Linked DNA regions of Homo sapiens: region 1 is linked to region 2. The links are chromatin contacts, found by Hi-C or POLR2A ChIA-PET in ENCODE. All regions are on one chromosome and are shown on one strand. Each heading gives the region's core, a stretch centred on a gene start or an enhancer-like site at or near the end of the contact. The rest is flanking DNA. Distances are from core to core; before and after follow the strand shown. Region 1 has its middle 18 kb from the start of CWH43. Region 2 overlaps FRYL (FRY like transcription coactivator).

Evidence for each region. Hi-C counts contacts between places; a loop is a spot of excess contacts on that map. ChIA-PET counts read pairs that join two places held with the same protein, here RNA polymerase II (POLR2A). Pooled maps may share reads with other maps.
Region 1: a map of dorsolateral prefrontal cortex shows a loop between it and region 2 (3-fold over the local background). The contact joins two enhancer-like sites. A Hi-C loop is called at or near these places in 3 of 168 maps with a recorded cell type or tissue (CD4-positive, alpha-beta T cell and dorsolateral prefrontal cortex) and 4 of 50 pooled maps. POLR2A ChIA-PET finds 5 or more read pairs at or near these places in 1 of 52 experiments (T-cell).

The regions. Positions count from the first base shown.
Region 1 is chr4:48,965,552-48,971,920 of GRCh38, reverse strand. No RefSeq gene overlaps it. Among named protein-coding and RNA genes, the nearest start is that of CWH43, 18 kb to the left of the region's middle. Within about 2 kb of position 2,945, at least 3 of the 41 ENCODE cell types and tissues checked have a DNase peak (open chromatin) inside an H3K27ac peak, as active enhancers do.
Region 2 is chr4:48,665,652-48,671,998 of GRCh38, reverse strand. All of the region lies in intron 3 of FRYL (FRY like transcription coactivator), which reads left to right. Among named protein-coding and RNA genes, the nearest start is that of FRYL, 110 kb to the left of the region's middle. Within about 2 kb of position 3,503, at least 3 of the 41 ENCODE cell types and tissues checked have a DNase peak (open chromatin) inside an H3K27ac peak, as active enhancers do.

The sequences.
Region 1 (6,369 bases), core at 1,696-4,195, 300 kb before region 2:
TAACCTTGAATTCCTGGGGTCAAGTGACCCTCCCACCTCAGCCTCCCAAAGTGTGGGGATTACAGCCATAAGTCACCACACCTGGCCAATATTGGCAGCTTTAGGCTTCAGAACTGTTTTTATCTTTTTTGGTGAGGAGGTCATGTAATGTAAAGCAGGGGAGGTGTTTTGTGTTTCCCACCTTGCAGAGTAAGGTGGCTTGTATCAGAAGAAAATGAATTCTACATTAATAAAAGGGCAGAGAAGAAAGAAGTTCCTTGGATTAGATTGATTTAGTTATTCCAAAATGTATACATATATCAAAATATCGGCCTGGCATGGTGGCTCACACCTGTCATCCCAACACTTTGGGAGGCCATGGCGGGCAGATCACTTGAGGTCAGCAGTTCAAGACCAGCCTGGCCAACATGCTGAAATCTCATCTCTACTAAAAATACAAAAATTATCTGGGCATGGTGGCTTGCACCTGTAATCCCAGCTATTCAGAAAGCTGAGGCAGGAGAATTGCTTCAACCCAGGAGGTGGATGTTGCAGTGAGCGAGATCATACTGCTGCACTTCAGCCTGGACAACACAGCGAGACTCTGTCTCAAAAAAAAAAAAAAAGAAGAAGAAGAGAAAAAACTATCACGTGTGCACCACCAAAACTATACACAATTTTTACTTGTCAATTAAAAATAAAGGACCAGGCATGGTGGCTTATTCCTGTAATCTCAGTACTTTGAAGACCAAGGCAGGTGGATCACCTGATCCCAGGAATTCAAGACCAGCCGTCTCTACCAAAAATACAACAAATTAGCCAGGAGTAATGGTATGCACCTGTGGTCCCAGCCACTCAGGAGGCTGAGGTGGGAGGATTGCTTGAGCCTGGGAGGCTGAGGTTACAGTGAGTTGAGACTGCACCACTGCACTCCAACCTGAGTGAGAGAGTGATACCCCATCTCAGAAAAACAAAAATAAAAAATAAAGGAAAAGCAGGGAGGAAGAAGACTCTCGGCAGCATTTGAGCCCCTCATTCTGTTTTACGATCCAGCTGCATCTGTGCTCTTTCAATGGTTTGGTTGTTCAATAGTTCCATGGATCCTATTAGTCAATGTATGAGTCAGCGTTCTCCAGACCAGTAGAACCAATAGAATGTGTCTGTGAGTATGTGAGTGTCTGTGTGGTGGGAGAGGGGGGTGGAGAGAGAGATTTATTATGTGAAATTGGCTCATATGATTATGGAAGCTGAGAAGCCCCAAGATCTGCAGTTGCTAAGCTGGAGATCCAGAAGAGCCAATGGTGTAAGTCCAGTCCAAGAGCCAGGAGGCTCAAGACCCAAGACGACCAGATGTTTTGGTTTGAGTCAGAAGACAGAAAAAGACTGACTGCCAGCTCAAAGTGGTCAGGCAGGAAGAGTTCCTTTTTTTATCTGGGGGAGGGCCAGCCTTTTTGTTCTATTCAGGCCTTCAACTGGTTGGAAGAGGATAACTCACATTTGGGAGGGCAATCTGCTTTACTCAGTCTACTGATTCAGATGTTAGTCTCACCCAAAATCACTCTCACACACAAACCCAGAAATAATATGTAACCAAATATCTGGGCACCCCAAGGCCCAGTTGACATATAAAATTACCATTACAGTCAGAAAATTCTCCCTTTTGTCCAAGACTGTTTAGTCTGGGTTTTAGTCACTTGAAAACAAAGTAATCCTTGCAGCCAGGTGTGGTAGCTCAAACCTGTAATCCCAGCACTTTGGGAGGCCTAGGTTGGAGTACTGCCTGAGCCCAGGAGTTCAGGACCAGCCTGGATAACATAGTGAGACCTTATCTCTAAAAAAAATAAATAAATTAAATAAATTAAAATAATAATAATAATCCTGACATTCATATTCAAAGTCACTTATTGTATTTGCAACAGAGCTTTCTCATTGTGCACATGGCTAGTTTCCCATGCATGTATGTGTTGCAGGGGGTGATGAGGGCAGAGGATGGGAGGGTAGGGGAGGTTAGAGAGTGATGACAAAAGGGTATGGAGTTTCTTTGGAGGATGATGAAAATGTTCCAAAAGTGATGATGAATATACAACTCTGTGGATATATGAAAAGCCATTTGTCCTGCAGCAGATATAACACAGGCTCCTAAAAAAGGAGCAGTGATGGCAATTAATATCCCCACAGAGGACCAGACAAGCCATGTGCCTGTAGCAGCAGAGCCAGAAGTGCCAACCAAATTTATCCCTGTGGCCAGGGCCAAGAGGGTTTCTCAATGAGATTAAAGGGCATCAATCACTTTGGTGCCCCCAAAGTAAAAAGGTCTGCCTGAACAAACATTTTCAATGTAGTAAAAATAAAATAAAAAAGTTTTAAGAAACATTGAGTTCATATCCTAACATGAACATTAGGTTTTCTTTCACTTAGACTTATCATCAAGAGCACCATCCTAGCAGATTCTTTTTAAGGTTTACTTAGAAGGCATGTCTAGGAAATCAAAAATCTATATTTAAAAAAAAATGTATGGATCATTCAGCAGTTTCTTGGATATATACATTTTTACGTAGTCATCCTCTGAACATTAACTGTGAGCCCTCTGTGGGTGAGGGGCCATCATCATCCCTGAGTGCATAGAGATGAGCAAGACATAGTCCCAGCCAGGAGGAGCTCATGGCCCAGAAGTGGAGTCAGCTCAGGTGATCACAGTCCAGCAGGATAAGAGCTGCCTTTGGAAGGGGTTGGGGGCATGATCTGAGGATCTGAGGGCATGAAGGAGAGAGTCACCTGGGGGCCCCAGAAGCAGAGCTGCGATGGTCTAGTTATGAATGGCATATTGTGATGCTCATTTACCTTCCTGAGCCTCCATTTTCCCACCAGCAAAGTGAAGCCAATTAAAGAATGATTGCGTCAGTGCACTAACTGGTCTGACTTGAAAGAAACCACAGATCAAATGCAACTTACATCATGCTGTGAGTTAGCTCCCTTGGAAAACTGTGACTCAATGTATAAATTTCTAGAAGGAGTTACCTAAATACAAGAATTCCATTAGTATTATCAAATTTCTCATTCGTTTCTTCATTCAATAAACATTTCTTGAGCATCTACTACCCATGCTTCTGAAACTGAAATACACGACAGGGGTAGGTGGCAGTGTATCAAATGGTATAGACTCAGCAATTCAACATTGCAGATCTGCTTGGAGCATTAGGTTTATTCAGGGTAAGCAATTCATAACATTTTTATATTAAAACAAGCATGGATATACTACAGAGAAGAATGCAAAATGCATATGAAGTTTTAGGATAAAGCATTTTGAGTTCATAGTAGACTTCTCTGATATGTGTCTTACAGAATTTGGGGTGAAACTTGTGCATTCTCTGTTGCTATTAATTAAATATCAGTTGTTAAGTATCTTAAAAGATGCAAAACATACATCCCTCCAAAAGTGTATAATCTGAGCTGAAACAGGATATCTAAAACTATAAATCAAATAGATACCCATATGTGTCTTTTGAGAAGTATGAGATTGCTTCTGTGTCTGTGAGGTCATTTTATATCAGACGCCTGATGGGACAGAACTATGAAAAACCAATTCAGGGGCCCCACCAGAGAGAATCTGGAGAAGAAAATGAAATTCATCTGGTTACTCATTAAAGAAACAGATTCAAGAATAGCAGAAGAAGGGTCCCTGTAAAGTAAAAGCTCACATCCACTCAGGCAGTCAAGGCAGATGGCTTGGACGGATGGAGAGGATCACAAACGGCAGGGATTGGGAGAAGCCCATTCCAGCTGAACAGAGTGACACCGAGAAAAGGAACAAAGTAAAGCAAAGAAAAGTTGTATTTGGGGTTCAAGGATTAATCAGTTGGTCTAAATCAGAAGTTTGACCAAGCATGCCAGCACAGCCTAATGAAGGGACCTTGAAACCAAGGGCAAAGAATGTGAAATGCACCTGCCATTTAGCACATGCTCAAATGGAGTTTGCTGAATTAAATGAGCAGGACCAGGCTGATGAGATAATGCACCCCACTGAGCCCTGGCAGGTTACAACCAGTTAGCACCAGAGTCTGCCTTGAAGAGTTTCCAGCCTGCTTGCTCCTCCCTTTCCCTCACCTCCCTGTCTAGTCTCTCCCATTCCAACACACATACAGAAAAAAAAAAATGTTGCAATACCACTCTCAACATTAGCTTCAATATACATAGTTAAGTCCACAAGTAGTCCTGTGTGATGGCTCATCCAGAGGGTGGAGTAACTTGTGCTGGGTGAATAAAGGGGTAGAGAATTGTGACTGCCCAATTTTGGGTGTGCGCTATCCTTGCAAGTTTGTCATTTTGGGGTCTTCATAGTTGCCAGATTGTCCATTCACCTTGCAAAGGAACTATGTCTTGACTAATTTAGTTTCCTGTGGCTAGCACATAGTGTGGAGGTTTGAGAGAGTCAATATACATAACAGCCTTCTTCCCCACTCAATCTCTGAACCAACTGAAAGGTATAAAGGAATCAAGCAGATAAAGATGTAAAAATCAGCAGCTTGACTGCTCATAAAAGCTGAAAGGGAGCATGTGGCTTAGGTATGCAACAACAATGGGTGTCCTGATAACTGAACCCAAGAATTAGGCAGACTCACCCACACAGCCACAGGCAGCCCTAGAAAAAGCACAGGTCTCACCCACAGATGCAGAGCCTGTATTTCATAACCAACTGCAGAACAGAGTGTGTGCTCTGGGGCAGGCCAATCCCAAAAACAGAAAGGGAGGGGAAAAGCCTGAATGAAGCAGGCCAGCAACTTATTCCCAAACCACCAGTACCTCCTGAGGGAGACTTAAGCCAGTTGGTAAGGATAGGCCATAAGTGTTACCCTAGTAAGTGTCCTTAGGGTCTAAGAGTTTCCCCCAATATGTGGCATCACTAGCCATGCATCTGCTTGGTTGTCTATGTAATGGGGAACTTACTAAGGCCAACTTCAAACAAGGGACCTATTCAGAGAAGGTGTTCAGTTATTCCAGCTGGTCTCCTCTCTGCAGATGGAAGCTGCAGCACATCTTCTTGTCCCAGGAAGAATCATTTGATCAGCCCCTCTTGGTTTTGAAGTGTATTGTCCAGGAGGCATTGGAGGATGATAAAGGGTGTACAAAAGAATCCCTGTTCATCTTGGAGATCTCTGGAATGCAAAGCAGGTCACTGGGGAGGGATGGTGTCAATTTGTATAAGGGCCTTTGGGGAAAGAAAGAATGGGGCCCAACACCTGCTTTCACAGATCTGAAAACTTAGAAACTGGCTGGTTGCAATACTATGGTGACAATAGCGTCAATCTTCCCCAAGAAACAATAAAACTTTGAAATACAAAGTAGATTATAGCAAAAGACTTTTATCTTTTATTTATTTTTAAAAACACACATTTCCTAGAAGGTGCCAAATTTTCAACAACAGAAAAGAAAGTCTACTGATTCAAAGGATGCTTTTGCCAAGTACTGTATATGTATACCTATACATATATTAATTTGACAATACTGAATCTGTGGTAATCACCACAAATAGGACTATATGAAAATTGCATAGTATAATAGACGTATGTGAGGTTTTAGGCCAATTAATAATATGCATGACATAGTGACTAGTTCAAACATTTAGTCTATTTACTAAAACCAAAATATTCCAACCTAGTAGCACACTTATAAAAGATAATTACACTAATTACAAGTAATTACTGCAAGTTCATTTTTAAATTTTAAAGAGGCTTGATGTGCTGTCTTCTTGGAAACAGCCTAGTGTGTATTCTACATGCATATTAAGTTCATAGAGTTTGTTGATGAAAAATGTCAAACTCTGTAAAATATTTGAAGAGATTTATACTGAGCCAAATGTGAGTGACCTGTGACACACCCCTCAGCAGCTCCTGAGAACATGTGCTCAAGGTGATCAGGCTACAATTTGGCTTGATACATTTTAGGGAGGCAAATGACATCAATCAATACAAGTAAGATATACGTTGGTTTGTTCAGGAAAGGCAGGGCAACTAGAAGCAGAGGGGCTTCCACATCACAGGTAGGTTCAAACATTTTCTCATTAGCAATTTGCCGAAAGATTTGTTAAGTTACTGTCTAAAGACTTGGAATCGATAGAAAGGAATGTCTGGGTTAAGATAAGGGGTTGTGGAGACCACGGTTTTATCATGTAGGGGAAGCCTCCAGGTAGCAAGCTTCAGAGAATAGATTGTAAATGTTTCTTACCAGACTTAAAGAGTCTGTTCTATCAGTACTTCTAAAAACTGAGGCAGGTATAATGAGGCATGTCTGGCTTCCCCTTCCCATCATGGCCTGAACTAGTTTTTCAGGTTAACTTTGGAATGCTCTTGGCCCAGAGGATGGGTGAATTAAAATGGTTGGGGAGACTTAGAA
Region 2 (6,347 bases), core at 2,254-4,753:
TTTGGATCTAGGTCTTTTATTGTGCATAATTCCTGAAAATTTTAGCACTTGACTTATAGGACAGTTAATGGGGCTTGAAACAGAGCACCTTTTTCTGTCTTTCCTTCTTTTTTTTTTTTTTTTTTGTTTTTTTTTTTTTTGTTTTTGAGACGGAGTCTCTCTCTCTCGCCCAGGCTGGAGTGCAGTGGCGTGATCTTGGCTCACTGCAACCTCTGCCTCCCAGGTTCAAGCGATTCTTGTGCTTCACCCTCCTGGGTAGCTGGGATTACAGACGTGCACCACCAGGCCCGGCTAATTTTTGTATTTTTGTATTTTTGTTTTGTTTTGTTTTGAGATGGAGTTTTGCTCTTGTTGCCCAGGCTGGAGTGCAATGGTGCAATCTCGGCTCACCACAACCTCTGCCTCCCGGGTTCAAGCGATTCTCCTGCCTCAGCCTCCCGAGTAGCTGGGGTTACAGGCATGCGCTATCACACCCAGCTAATTTTGTATTTTTAGGAGAGATGGGGTTTCACCGTGTTGGCCAGGTTGGTTTTGAACTCCTGACCTCAGGTGATCCACCTGCCCCAGTCTCCTTAAGTACTGGGATTACAGGTGTGAGCCACCACACCCGGCCCTAGCTTTCCTTTTTTGTTCATAATGTGTGTCTTCCATATAGCTACTGCCAAATGATTGTGTGATTCAGATACAAAGGTTTTTTAAGAAGTTCGTGCAACAGTACTATATCAGTAGTTTTTGTTGGGTATTTTTATAGTTAGTCTAATCACTTCTTAAGTATCTTTTTAAGGTGCTTAACATCATTGATGATCAGAGAAGTGTAAATCAAAACTACAGTGAGATATCATCTCACTCCAGTTAAAAATGACTTTTATCCAAAAGACAGGCAGTAACAAACGCTGGTGAGGATGTGGAGAAAAGCGAACCCTTGTACACTATTGATGGGAATGTACATTAGTACAACCACTATGGAGAACTGTACGGAGGTTCCTCAGAAATCTAAAAATAGAGTGACTATATAGGATCCAGCAATCCCAGTACTAGGTGTATACCCAAAAGAAAGGAAATCAGTATATCAAAGAGATATCATCACTCCCATGTTTATTGCAGCACTATTCACAACAGCCGAGATTTGGAAGCAACCTAAATGTCCACCAACAGATTAATGGATAAAGAAAATGTGGTACATACACACAGTGGAGTACTATTCAGCTGTGAAAAAGGATGAGATTCTGTCACTTGCAGCAACATGGATGGAACTGGAGGTCATTATGTTAAGTGAAATGAGCCAGGCACAAAAGACAGACTTCACATGTTTTCACTTGTGGGAGCTAAAAGTTAAAACAGTTGAACTCATGGAGATAGAGTAGAAGGATGGTTACCAGAGGCTGGGAAAAGCAGTGATGAGATCAGAGGCTAGGAGTGGGGAAGTGGAGATGGTCAATAGTTACAAAAATAGTAATAGTTAGAAAGAATGAATAACATCTAGTATTTGCTAGCACAGCAGGGTGACTATAGTAAAAAAAATTATATATATATACATATATATATGTATATGTATATATATATTTCGAGATGGAGTCTCACTCTGTCACCCAGGCTGGAGTGCAGTAGCACAATCTCGGCTCACTGCAGCCTCCTCCTCTCGGGTTCAAGCAGTCTTCCTGCCTCAGCCTTCCAAGTAGCTGGGATTACAGGTGTGTGCCACCATGCCCAGCTAATTTTTGTATTTTTAGTAGAGATGGGTTTCACCATGTTGGCCAGACTGATCTCAAACTCCTGACCTCAAGTGATCCACCCACCTCAGCCTTCCAAAGTGCTGGGATTACAGGCATGAGCCACTGCACCAGCCTATAGTAAAAAATAATTTAATTGTACATTAAAAAAACTAAAAAGGTATAATTGGATTGTCTGGAATGCAAAGGATAAATGCTTGAGGTGATGGGTACTCCATTTACCCTGTGATTGTTACACATTGCATGCTTGTATGAACATGTCTCATGCACCCCATGTGTATATACACCTACTATCTATTCATAAAAATTAAAAGTAAAAAATGATTTTAAAAAATGTAAAAAAAAAATTGACAGTAAAAAAATTATTTTAAAAGCTGTCTTTTTAGACTGCCTCCCAAAGTTACACGGATGTATATTATTAAAAATTGGGACAGTTAAGTATGGTTAAATTTAGGGTCAGGATCTTTATTTCCTTGGCTTTTAGAATTTGCAGGAAACTTAATTGAAGTAAACATACATCTGTCTCCTCCATCTTTTAAAAATGTTTATGTATTAAATATATGTTTAATAATAATATAAGGGATATATAAAGAGGATATACATAATTAATGAGATATATAATTTTTATTTAATAAAATTTTTATGTAATAAAAATTATATATATCCCTTTAATATAATTTTACATATATATCCTTTATATATATATACCCTTATAATATTATTATAAATTATAATGCAAATTATACTAGTCACAAGACTGGTGTATATCCAGTATGTACTGGTATGGTGACACTGGTTGTTAAAATATTACCATTTGTCATATCAGTTGATATTTAGCCACTACTAAATCTCCTCCCCCAATTGCTCGTGATGCTCAAATACCCCTGCCCTCATCCCAGGACCACCATATGTTTCATAAACTAAAGGGTGAGGCACACCGTAGGGCTCCCAGAACTCAGCTCCACTCTGAGGCTGCACCTGCTCTAATTGTTCAGTTGCTGCACCTTCCTGGTGGATGACTGTTTTGATGATCACAGCTGCTTATTCCTCACTTAAGAAGCAAAAGGAAAGCAGTATTGAATCTAAGGTAAAATAATTGAAACAAAGGAGATAAGAAAAATGTATTGATAAGTAAATGTATCGCTAAATAAATAGCAAGTAAAACATACTAAAATAATAAAGGTGTAAAAAGATGAATAAGACAATAAAATGTCTATCTCAAAATATTGAAAAAATAAAGATACGGTTTTAAAAAGAAGAGTAGAATAGGTTAAGAAGAATAAAGCTAAGTTGAAGTTTAAAATGTAACTAAAGGAATATTCTGTAAAGGTTAAACAAAAATCAAATGCTATAAAGGGAATTCAGGAAGCAATATTCAGTCCAAGGGTTAACCCCACCCAGATACAAGTTGTGGCCTTTGGGTTGAGGCAGCTATAGTTAATAAGCCTCCAATTCTGGTGACTTCCTGAAACTGGAATCTACAAGGGGAGTGGAAATCTCTTGTATGACTATCGTTGGGGTTAATAAGTTTTCCTCACCGCCTAGCCTCAGTTATTATTCTATTTAACATGAAAGTATTGTTTCTTTTTACCAGATAGTGGGTTGAGGACTGAGTTGGTCTGACTTTTGTGGGTACCCCAGAGCTTAGCCCAGTGGCAAGCACTTCTTAAGCAGTTAGTAAACCTTTGTTAAATAAATGTTAAGAGTCCTCTAGCTTTCATGTACCAGAGCAAGTTTTTACTTGTTAACAAGAAGTGCTGTCAGTTGCCATATTTAGCTCACTGACTTGTCCTTCAAAACCATCTAGCACATTGCTCAGTAGGCAATGGTTCCCTAGGCAAAACCAGTCTTAGTTTCTTTCTTTCTTTTTTTTTTTTTTTTTAATTTTTTGAGATGGAGTGTTGCTCTGTCACCTAGGCTGGAGTGCAGTGATGCGATCTCCAGCCTTAGTTTCAAAATGGAAAGAGAAAAACAAAAAAACCACCTCAAATTAAGCAAACGATGATCAATCTAGAACAGCAGTTAGTAAACCTTTTCTGTAAAGGGCCAGATAGTAAATATTTTAGGCTTTGCAGGCCACAGGTCTTTGTCGCAGGTACTTAGCTCTGGCTTTGTAGAGCCAAAGTGGTTCTAGATGATATGCGAGTGAATGTGTGTGGCTGCATTTTACTACAACTTTATTTAAAAAAACAGCTGTTGGGCCAGATTTGGCCTTGGGGGTCAGTTTTCCAACCCCTAAGCTAGACCACAGAAAAGAATATTGGTAACATCAGAGAGCTACATACAAGTAACTTACCTGGGAAATAGAGAATGGAGGCTTTGGCCGGACGCTGTGGCTCTCGCCTGTAATCACAGCACTTTGGGAAGCCAGGGTGGGTGGATCACCTGAGGCCAGGAGTTTGAGACCAGCATGGCCAACATGGTGAAATCCTGTCTCTACTAAAAATATAAAAATTAGCCAGCTGTAGTGGTGTGCACCTGTAATCCCAGGTACTGGGGAGGCTGAGGCAAGAGAATTGCTTGAACCTGGGAGGCGGAGGTTACAGTGAACTGAGATCGCACCACTGCACTCCAGTCTGGGAGACAGAGCAAGATCCTGTCTCCAAAAAAAAAGAATGGAAGCTTTGAAGAAAGGGTCCAATATTATACTTAGTTCTATTTTCTGTAACCCTTGGAATAGTGTTTTATCTGTAGCAGGTGTTCAGTAAATATTTATTAATTTGATTTGAGATCCTACTATATTGCTTATCTTCCTTGGTCTTCAGTTGTCTCATGGAATTTAAGAGATTATGATAAATGATTGCTAAAATCTCTCCAGTTCAAAAAAAAAAAAGCGAGGGGGTGGGGTTCTGTGATTCTGTGTGACTGTTTTTGGAAGGCCGGATGTTTTATTTTTTAGAGATAACAATTGTTGGCTTAACACATTTCCTGTATGTGCCCAGTATCCTGATTTGCAGTTCTGAAGTGGTTGCTTTTATTAGTTATTTTGTTGTATGGACCTGTCTTCAATGACCTGTCCTCAGTGGAATGGATTGTCCACTAGGGTATACCTACATGCCTTCCACTCATCTCTCCCACCCCATCCTGCTACATATGGGGGTAGAATACATACTTTGTTTTATTTTAATAATAAAATTTATTAATCTGAGTCATTTTGTTTTGTTTTAAAAAAAATTAGCTGTAAAGGTAACCTAGACCATCTCAGATGATTCTTTGCAGAAAGATGGCAATCAGGATGAGGATTAGTCTATCTAGCAAAGCAAACATGCCATCACTGACTTATTTAAACTGTTAAACAATCCAAAATAATTTTAGTTATTACAAAGTAAATCATAGTAATCTTACCTAAATTCTTCTTATACTTAGTTCTTTTACTTAGACTTTTGATGGGTTTTTGTGTTTCTAAAGAGTGAGTTAAGATTAAATGGGCCGTTTGATGATCTCTTACACTGTCCTCAAGAGGAAGTATAAGCTGATGCACATTTCTAGTCAACTTGATGAAGAAACTTTAAAAAAAAACTATGAAACGTTCATTGTAATCAATACAGAAAATTTCTCTTTATTATTTCTTAGGCTTCCAAAATTTCCTGTTAAGTAGCCCTTAAAGTTGGACGTGCTTAAGAATCACGTAGGGGATCTTATTAAACAATAGATTCTGGTTTTCTAGGTTTAGAGTGGGGGTTTAAGGAATATTAAGATTATGAAGTTAGCTTTTTCTAAATTGCTTTGAATACAGTGCATTTTGATTAAGGTTAACCATGCATAAACATTTATCTATGTTTTGGACTTGCCCATTGAATTTTACTGGATGATCTTTTCATCTTTTCCTTTTAACCCTATTGGTTCTCTAATTCTTATTTATTTATTTATTTATTTATTTATTTACTTTTTATTTATTTTTTGAGACTGAGTCTCACTGTGTCACCCAGGCTGGAGTGCAGTGGCGTGGTCTCGGCTCACTGCAACCTCCACCTCCCGGGTTCAAGCTATTCTCCTGCCTCGGCCTCCCGAGTAGCTGGGATTACAGGTGTGTGCCACCATACCTGGCTAATTTTTGGTTTTTTATTTTAGTAGAGACAGAGTTTCACCATGTTGGCCAGGCTGGTCTCAAACTCCTCACCTCAAGTGATCTGCCCGCCTTGGCCTCTCAAAGTGCTGGAATTACAGGCGTAAGCCACTGTGCTTGGCCTTGTCCTCTTAAGAGTTATTTTTGCTCTTATATTTGGTTGCCTCTGCAGTTTATTGGCTCTTCCTTTCCTGGTTTAGACCTTTATTTTGTTACAGCCTTGCTGACTCACCTCTGTGGTTTAAAACTAGAGTGATATCAAAGGTGGCTTTAATGGTAAAGAACCTATAGTTGATTGAAAATGTAGTTTACTACTGACAATTTAGGAAACAAGGCAAGTTTTGGCAGTAAATAGTGAGCCTTTACTTTGTGATGAGTGCTTCATGGAGAAGGTGACTGTAAGAGGTCTCCGTACACCCTGGGTAGTTGCAGTTTAAGTCTCTTTTCTGGCATCATTATTAATAGTACCTACTTCATGCTCAAAACAGCTCTGCTATATTCACACTATGGGTGATTCATAGAATTTTACTCGTTCTGTTCCATTAGGACTA